2 separate regions of the Homo sapiens genome follow, and region 2 is linked to region 1. A link is a contact called in ENCODE Hi-C or POLR2A ChIA-PET data. All regions are on one chromosome and are shown on one strand. Each heading gives the region's core, a stretch centred on a gene start or an enhancer-like site at or near the end of the contact. The rest is flanking DNA. Distances are from core to core; before and after follow the strand shown.

Evidence for each region. A loop is a pair of places that touch in the nucleus more often than their neighbours do. ChIA-PET counts read pairs that join two places held with the same protein, here RNA polymerase II (POLR2A). Pooled maps may share reads with other maps.
Region 2: a map with no recorded cell type shows a loop between it and region 1 (10-fold over the local background). The contact joins two enhancer-like sites. A Hi-C loop is called at or near these places in 1 of 168 maps with a recorded cell type or tissue (SK-MEL-5), 4 of 37 single-sample maps with no recorded cell type and 9 of 50 pooled maps. POLR2A ChIA-PET finds 5 or more read pairs at or near these places in 2 of 52 experiments (PC-9 and activated CD4-positive, alpha-beta T cell).

Annotation. Positions count from the first base shown.
Region 1 is chr17:80,603,698-80,607,320 of GRCh38, forward strand. The region is part of intron 1 of RPTOR (regulatory associated protein of MTOR complex 1); the gene reads left to right. Among named protein-coding and RNA genes, the nearest start is that of RPTOR, 61 kb to the left of the region's middle. Within about 2 kb of position 1,486, at least 2 of the 41 ENCODE cell types and tissues checked have a DNase peak (open chromatin) inside an H3K27ac peak, as active enhancers do.
Region 2 is chr17:80,875,240-80,878,827 of GRCh38, forward strand. All of the region lies in intron 13 of RPTOR (regulatory associated protein of MTOR complex 1), which reads left to right. Among named protein-coding and RNA genes, the nearest start is that of CHMP6, 110 kb to the right of the region's middle. RefSeq lists enhancers at 2,086-2,135, 3,353-3,588. Within about 2 kb of position 2,237, at least 4 of the 41 ENCODE cell types and tissues checked have a DNase peak (open chromatin) inside an H3K27ac peak, as active enhancers do.

The sequences.
Region 1 (3,623 bases), core at 236-2,735:
GCCCCGCCCCCATGGAGGCTCACAGGAGGGGCTAATTTCCCCCAGAACAAGGTAGACCAATACAAGGTAGTGAAATGTTGCCAGCCAAAGAAGCGCATCCGAGACTTAGCCCCCAGGGTTTTTACTGGAGGCTGGTGACAGGTAGCCTTTGCCAAAATCCCAGCCTTCTGGCAGGAAAGCAGGCATTCAGCATAAACCATATTGTTGGAAAACAGTTGAGGCACAGCGAACCCCACTTACTAGTTAGGGTGGTGGGAATCCTCCAGAAATCCAAGTCCGCAGACCCCAGCCACGGGCCACCCCTGTAAGCAGGGCTTTGAAAGGAGGGCTGCTGGGGCCTGCTTTCTTAACCCTCTTCTGCACAGATACCAACTTATCCTTTCCTTTCTGATTAATGTCTCTCAAACACAGACGGGGGAATAAAAACCTGAAAACAAGCGAATATTGACATGTACATCACCACTTTCAATCAGCTATTTTCAACCAAGTGCTGAAGTATAATACAGTTGTAGTCACAAAGGGGAAGTAGCAGGTATGTTGCAAGAAAAAACTTATTAGAATTGTATGTTAACTTGGATAGAAACAGAACTTTTCTGAGCTTATGTGCTGTGCAGATACAGAATGCTGGCAGAGTTACTTCTGTGAGAACATCATTGAATTACAATTAAATATTAAGTACCTATAAAATATCTTTGCATTACAAAAGTGGTTAAAGTAACTTTCTCAGTCTTCATAAATGTAGATAGTATCTTTGGACAAAATAATGAGTTAGTCTTTTGATGGAACAGGAGAAGCAGGAGAAAATTGTTCCAGGAGCAGGGTTGCTGACGATGCTGTCCCTGTTGGTCCAGAAGGTAAAATCCTCCTGTATTAGTCTGTTCTCACGCCGCTAATAAAGACATACCAGAGACAGGGTAATTTATAAAGGAAAGAGGTTTAATGGAATCACAGTTCCTCATGGCTGGGGAGGCCTCACAATCATGGCAGAAGGTGAATGAGGAGCAAAGTCGCGTCTCACATGGTGGCAGGCAAGAGAGCTTGTGTAGGGGAACTCCCCTTTATAAAAACATCAGATCTTGTGAGACTTATTCACCATCATGAGAACAGCACAGGAAAGATCCATCCGCGCGATTCAATTACCTCCCACCAGGCCCCTCCCACGACACGTGGAAATTATGGGAGCTACAATTCAAGATGAGAACACAGAGCCAAGTCATATCTTTTTTTTTTTCCCCTTTTTTTTTTGAGAGGGTGGGTCTTATTATGTTGCCCAGCTGGTCTTTAGCTCCTGGGCTCATGTGATCCTCTTGCCTCGTCCTCCCAAAGTGCTGGGATTATAGGTGGGAGCCACCACACCTGGCTGATTTTCTCTTATGGGTTGGAGTAAGGTATGGCCAAGACGGTTAAGACGATCCATGTCCTGTGGGATGGCCCATGTTTCACCAGCACTCAGATGCCCTGGGGCTCGGGGCTTATGGGCAGTTTTGCTAATTCTCAAAGTTAAGTTTTCAGCTGGGTGAAGAAGGAAGAAAGGCTGTTTCGTTGAACTCAGTGTTGAGGAGAGCAGTGACTGACAGCAGTGGATGTGCTCTCATCCTCCTGCTTTTACTGGGAGAGGGGCTTTGTGATGGCAGGTGTATAACCTCTCAGGTTTTATTTCTTTTACATTAAGAAAAAAGAAGGTGGGGAGGTGGTGGGTGACAGAGCAGGTGATACGTGAGAGTCAGTGAAAATGCACTGCTGGGAGCTAGAGAGCCTGCGCAGGGTTTTTCCGTTACTGTGTCCGTGATGAGTTGAGGAAACCGTGTCTCAGTTCTGGACCATGGCCGAGAGGAAGTGCATAGTCTTAAGTCTCTTATCTAGTGATCATCAACACAAATGGGGCATACCGGCTGCAAAACAGAGTTGGGTACCAGTGAGGCCTAGACCACCTGGGCGTTTCTCTTCCAGAGCTACAGTTCCTAGGTGTAAAATAGAGCTGGTGATATACACCTTGCCAGGTTATTTGAAAATGCAAAGCACCCAGCACAGTGCCTGACACATGGGAGGCAGTCACAGACCCATCTGTGCTCAGTTGCTCATGACGAATGCCCGTTATGTCTCAGGCACGGACTAGCTGTGCAGTAAGAGGGAGCTCTGAGTCAGACGGAGGGTGGATTTGCTCTTTGGGCACTGGTGTAGCTCTGGATCTGATTGTCCTTCATTATCTAGGTTTTGGAAATGTGAGTCATTATGTAAAGCTTGAGGTGTTGGTAGGTGCTAGGTGAATCAAGTGTGGTGGTGGTGTTTTCTATGCGTGTCTCTTACCAATAGACTTTTGTTTTTGTTTTTTGAGATGGCGTCTCGCTCTGTCGCCCAGGCTGGAGTGCAGTGGTGCGATCTGGGCTCACTGCAAGTTCCGCCTCCCGGGTTCACGCCGTTCTCCTGCCTCAGCCTCCCAAGTAGCTGGGACTACAGGAACCCACCACCATGTCCGGCTAATTTTTGTATTTTCAGTAGAGACGGGGTTTCACCATGTTAGCCAGGGTGGTCTCGATCTGCTGACCTCGTGATCCACCCGCCTCGGCCTCCCAAAGTGCTGGGATTACAGGCATGAGCCACGGTGCCTGGCCTTTTTTTTTTTTTTTTTTTGAGACAGGGCTTTCTGAGACTCCAGGAGTGGTCTATCATGCCCTGCTAATTTTTTTATTTTTTGTTTCTTTTAGAGATGAGTGTTATGTTGCCCAGGCTGGTCTGGAACTCCTGGTACCAGTAAACTTTTTAGGAGGTTTCCGTTAGCTTTTGAAAATTTTTTACCTGATCTTTAAAAATGAATGCAGTTGTGTAGCAATTTTTAAAGTGATTGACAGTTTTTTCCCACCCTACCTTTTCTTGATTGAAGCAGTTGATTAAGGATTTTGGGAGTGGTCCTATTGTTTCTTGTATTTTTCTGATTTTTGTTTTAGTGATGACACTGTGGGAAATCATTTGTCAGGGGCAAATTTCAATCTTCTGTCTGAATGGATCTGTCTACTTATCTGTCCATTTATTTGTTCACTACTGTTTACCTGTCTGTCCAACCACCTACCTACCCTTCCGTCTGGCCATCCATCCATCCATCCATCCATCCATTAAAGTTCTTTTTGGGGGTGTGAGTATCCGTTTAATTGCACTGCATATCTACCTACAAGTCATACCTCTTAGCAATCAGCAGGCAATGAATCGGGCCATTCCCTGGTTGAAATTCAACTTGAGATTTCTAGAGGGAGCTACTCAGGTTAAGGATGCATTATCTAACAAGAAAAATGAATCTACAGTAGGTCGTATTACAGATGCAGCACATGAAGGCGCCCACACATTACTTCTTAGCAGCTGAGTGTGAGGTGCATGCATGTGAGGCTCAGACCCCACGGTCTTAGGGCATCCTTCAACTTTTTTTTTTGAAGAGGAGTCTCACTCTGTCTCCCAGACTGGTCTTGAACGCCCCCCTTGCCTCAAGTGATCTTCCTGTGTCAGCCTCCTAAAGTGCTGGGATTATAGGCGTGAGCCACCGCGCCCAGCTTTCTTCAACCTGAAAACTATTTAAACATTTTATTACTCTGTAGCTGTTGGCAGTACCAGATTTTATTTACAACTGAAGGTAG
Region 2 (3,588 bases), core at 987-3,486, 270 kb after region 1:
GAAGGCAGGGCCTTGGCCAGGGGCTCCTCCTGGTCTCTGCCCCATTGTCGTGTCTGCTTGCAAACCACATCTTTAGTTGCTGCAACAACAAATACATGCTTGCATCTTCCCACTTTGTGTTTGCTCTTCTTCTCTTCTTCACCTCCCTTTTCCCCATTTAAAAAAATATAAGTTCCTGAAACCTGAGACACAGAAGAATCAAAATTGGCTTCAGTGTGTGGTGAGGGAAGGGGGCTTGCTCAGGAAAAAAAATGTCATGTTCATGCTCTTCCCACCTGCTTTCTACTCTGGCCTTCACATGTCACCACCATAGCTTGATCTGGGAGAAAACAAGCACAGCAAGATGGAGCCTGTTGAGAGGGCGGCTTTGGCAGATTCACGCTGCCGGCACCGTGCTGTTCATCTGAGCCCCGAGTCTCTGCCGGGTCTTCCACCAAGCCCCTCCGCCCAGGATGTGTGTGTCGCCTGCCGGGTCTTCCACCGAGCCCGTGCCACGCAGGGTGTGTGTGTCGCCTGCCGGGTCTTCACACCGAGCCTGTGCCACGCAGGGTGTGTGTGTCGCCTGCCGGGTCTTCCCACCGAGCCCGTGCCGCCCAGGATGTGTGTGTCACCTGCTGGGTCTTCACACCGAGCCCGTGCCACGCAGGGTGTGTGTGTCACCTGCCAGGTCTTCCACCGAGCCCGTGCCGCCCAGGATGTGTGTGTCACCTGCTGGGTCTTCACACCGAGCCCATGCCACGCAGGGTGTGTGTGTCACCTGCCAGGTCTTCCACCGAGCCCGTGCCGCCCAGGATGTGTGTGTCACCTGCTGGGTCTTCACACCGAGCCCGTGCCACGCAGGGTGTGTGTGTCACCTGCCGGGTCTTCCACCGAGCCCGTGCTGCCCAGGATGTGTGTGTCACCTGCCGGGTCTTCCACCGAGCCCGTGCCACGCAGGGTGTGTGTGTCGCCTGCCGTGTCTTCCCACCGAACCCGTGCCACGCAGGGTGTGTGTGTCGCCTGCCGGGTCTTCCACCGAGCCCGTGCCACGCAGGGTGTGTGTGTCGCCTGCCGGGTCTTCACACCGAGCCCGTGCCACGCAGGGTGTGTGTGTCGCCTGCCGGGTCTTCCACCGAGCCCGTGCCACGCAGGGTGTGTGTGTCGCCTGCCGTGTCTTCCCACCGAGCCCGTGCCACGCAGGGTGTGTGTGTCGCCTGCCGTGTCTTCCCACCGAGCCCGTGCCACGCAGGGTGTGTGTGTCGCCTGCCGTGTCTTCCCACCGAGCCCGTGCCACGCAGGGTGTGTGTGTCGCCTGCCGTGTCTTCCCACCGAGCCTGTGCCACGCAGGGTGTGTGTGTCGCCTGCCGGGTCTTCCACCAAGCCCCTCCGCCCAGGATGTGTGTGTCGCCTGCTGGGTCTTCACACCGAGCCCGTGCCACGCAGGGTGTGTGTGTCGCCTGCCGGGTCTTCCACCAAGCCCCTCCACCCAGGATGTGTGTGTCGCCTGCCGGGTCTTCCACCGAGCCCGTGCCACGCAGGGTGTGTGTGTCGCCTGCCGGGTCTTCCACCGAGCCCGTGCCACACAGGGTGTGTGTGTCGCCTGCCGGGTCTTCCACCGAGCCCGTGCCACACAGGGTGTGTGTGTCGCCTGCTGGGTTTTCCACCGAGCCTGTGCCATGCAGGGTGTGTGTGTCGCCTGCCGGGTCTTCCCACCGAGCCCGTGCCACTCAGGGTGTGTGTGTCGCCTGCCGGGTCTTCCACCGAGCCCGTGCCATGCAGGGTGTGTGTGTCGCCTGCTGGGTCTTCCCACCGAGCCCGTGCCGCCCAGGATGTGTGTGTGTCGCCTGCTGGGTCTTCCCACTGAGCCCGTGCCACGCAGGGAGTGTGTGTTGCCTGCTGGCTGCCGTTCTGCGCGTGTGTGGTTTCAAGTCTTGTTTCCTCTTCTGTTTAACGAGGCCCTTGGTCTAAGTGTGCTTGTAATTTGGGCGAGTGAGCAGCAGCCGAGAGAGTCCACCCCAGTCCCCCTAGCCAGCGAAGTGGGAGCTCCCAGGTTCCTGCCTGCGGGGAGGGTGGGGGCGGTTTGAGTTAGTGAAAATGTGTGTATTAAACAGATATGTAAATGACCCCTGCCGAGCGCTGAAAATGAAGGTATGAAAAGGCATCATCATCCGTGGTTCCCACCTGGCATAATGACCGTATCAGAACAGACATCTGGTAGTATACACCACATAGTTGCCAGACTCCGATACCAAGGGCACATCTAAGTTCTCCCACCCTGATTTGCATGCCTCAAATTCAGAATTAGTGAGATTTGAGTCAGTGATGCTTCATTACACTCTCGTGAGACATGTTTGAGGAGCTTCACCGTGAATGTGTGGGCTTCGATTTGACTTGTGGAACCTGTGGTTAAAACAAAGGAAGGTGCCTTCATTCTCAGAACCCAGTGCTTTTTCTGTTGCCCTGGCCCTCTGGGCTGAGTCTTTACGTGGACGGCGGTCGATGCATCTCAGTTTATTTGTCAAAACCTTCAGCTAAAGCCAGTTGTTGCTTGAAAACTGCCTGCTTAATTGGCCTCCTCAGCTCGGGGGAGCAGCTTGCAATCTGAGGCCGGCGCCTGGCTCCCTGACCACCCGCTCCCCATCGTGCTCAGCTCTCATTCCAGCAGCCCAGCCCATAACCCGCCTCATCAGTGTATTGATGTGAGGCAGAAACACCTCATTGTAAGAGCACCCCTGAGAAATGGCGGGGTTAGGGGCTTCTGGGCTGCATAACCAGCAGATTCCCTCTGCAAAACTGCTCCTGCCTCAGTGGGAAAGGGCCAGCTGTGCAGGGCTGCACTGGAGAGCCGTTCTCTTCTTGATCCTCAGGCATCCAGTTCTTAAAATTCCGGCCCTCTGTCCTTGCATGGCCTTCGTCCTCTGGAAAGGAGCATGCTGGGAGCTGGCAGAACGCACGCCTCACTCTGTCGATGCAGTGTCTGTCACTGCTCAGTTTCTAGGTATTGATCCTAGAAACCCATGCTCTGTGGGTCCCTCTCCAAGAAACACAGCATCCATGATTTGTACATCGCACTGCAGTTTCAGACTGCTTTCACATGCGTGGTTTCATCTCTGACTCCACGACCTGAGCACAGATTTTTTTTTTTTGAGACGTAGTCTTGCTCTGTCGCCCAGGCTGGAATGCAGTGGTGCGATCTCAGCTCACTACAGCCTCCGCCTCCCAGGTTCCAGCGATTCTCCTGCCTCAGCCTCCCGAGTAGCTGGGACTACAGGCACGCACCACCACACCCTGCTAATTTTTGTATTTTTTAGTAGAGACAGGATTTCACCATATTGGCCAGGCTGGTCTCGAACTCCTGACCTTGTGACCCGCCTGTCTCAGCCTCCCAAAGTGCTGGGATTATAGGCATGAGCCACCACGCCCAGCTGAGCACAGATTTTTAAAACTTTACCTGGGTCCCTGACTAGTAAGAGGGAGAACCTGGACTTGAAACTTAGTTTTGTTTCAAATCTTGCCCCTTTTCCTCGGGTTTTGGGCAAATACTTCCCGAAGTATTATCGTTACCCCTGAATATCCAAGGCAGGATCATTTTATTCCCTTCCAGAGCCA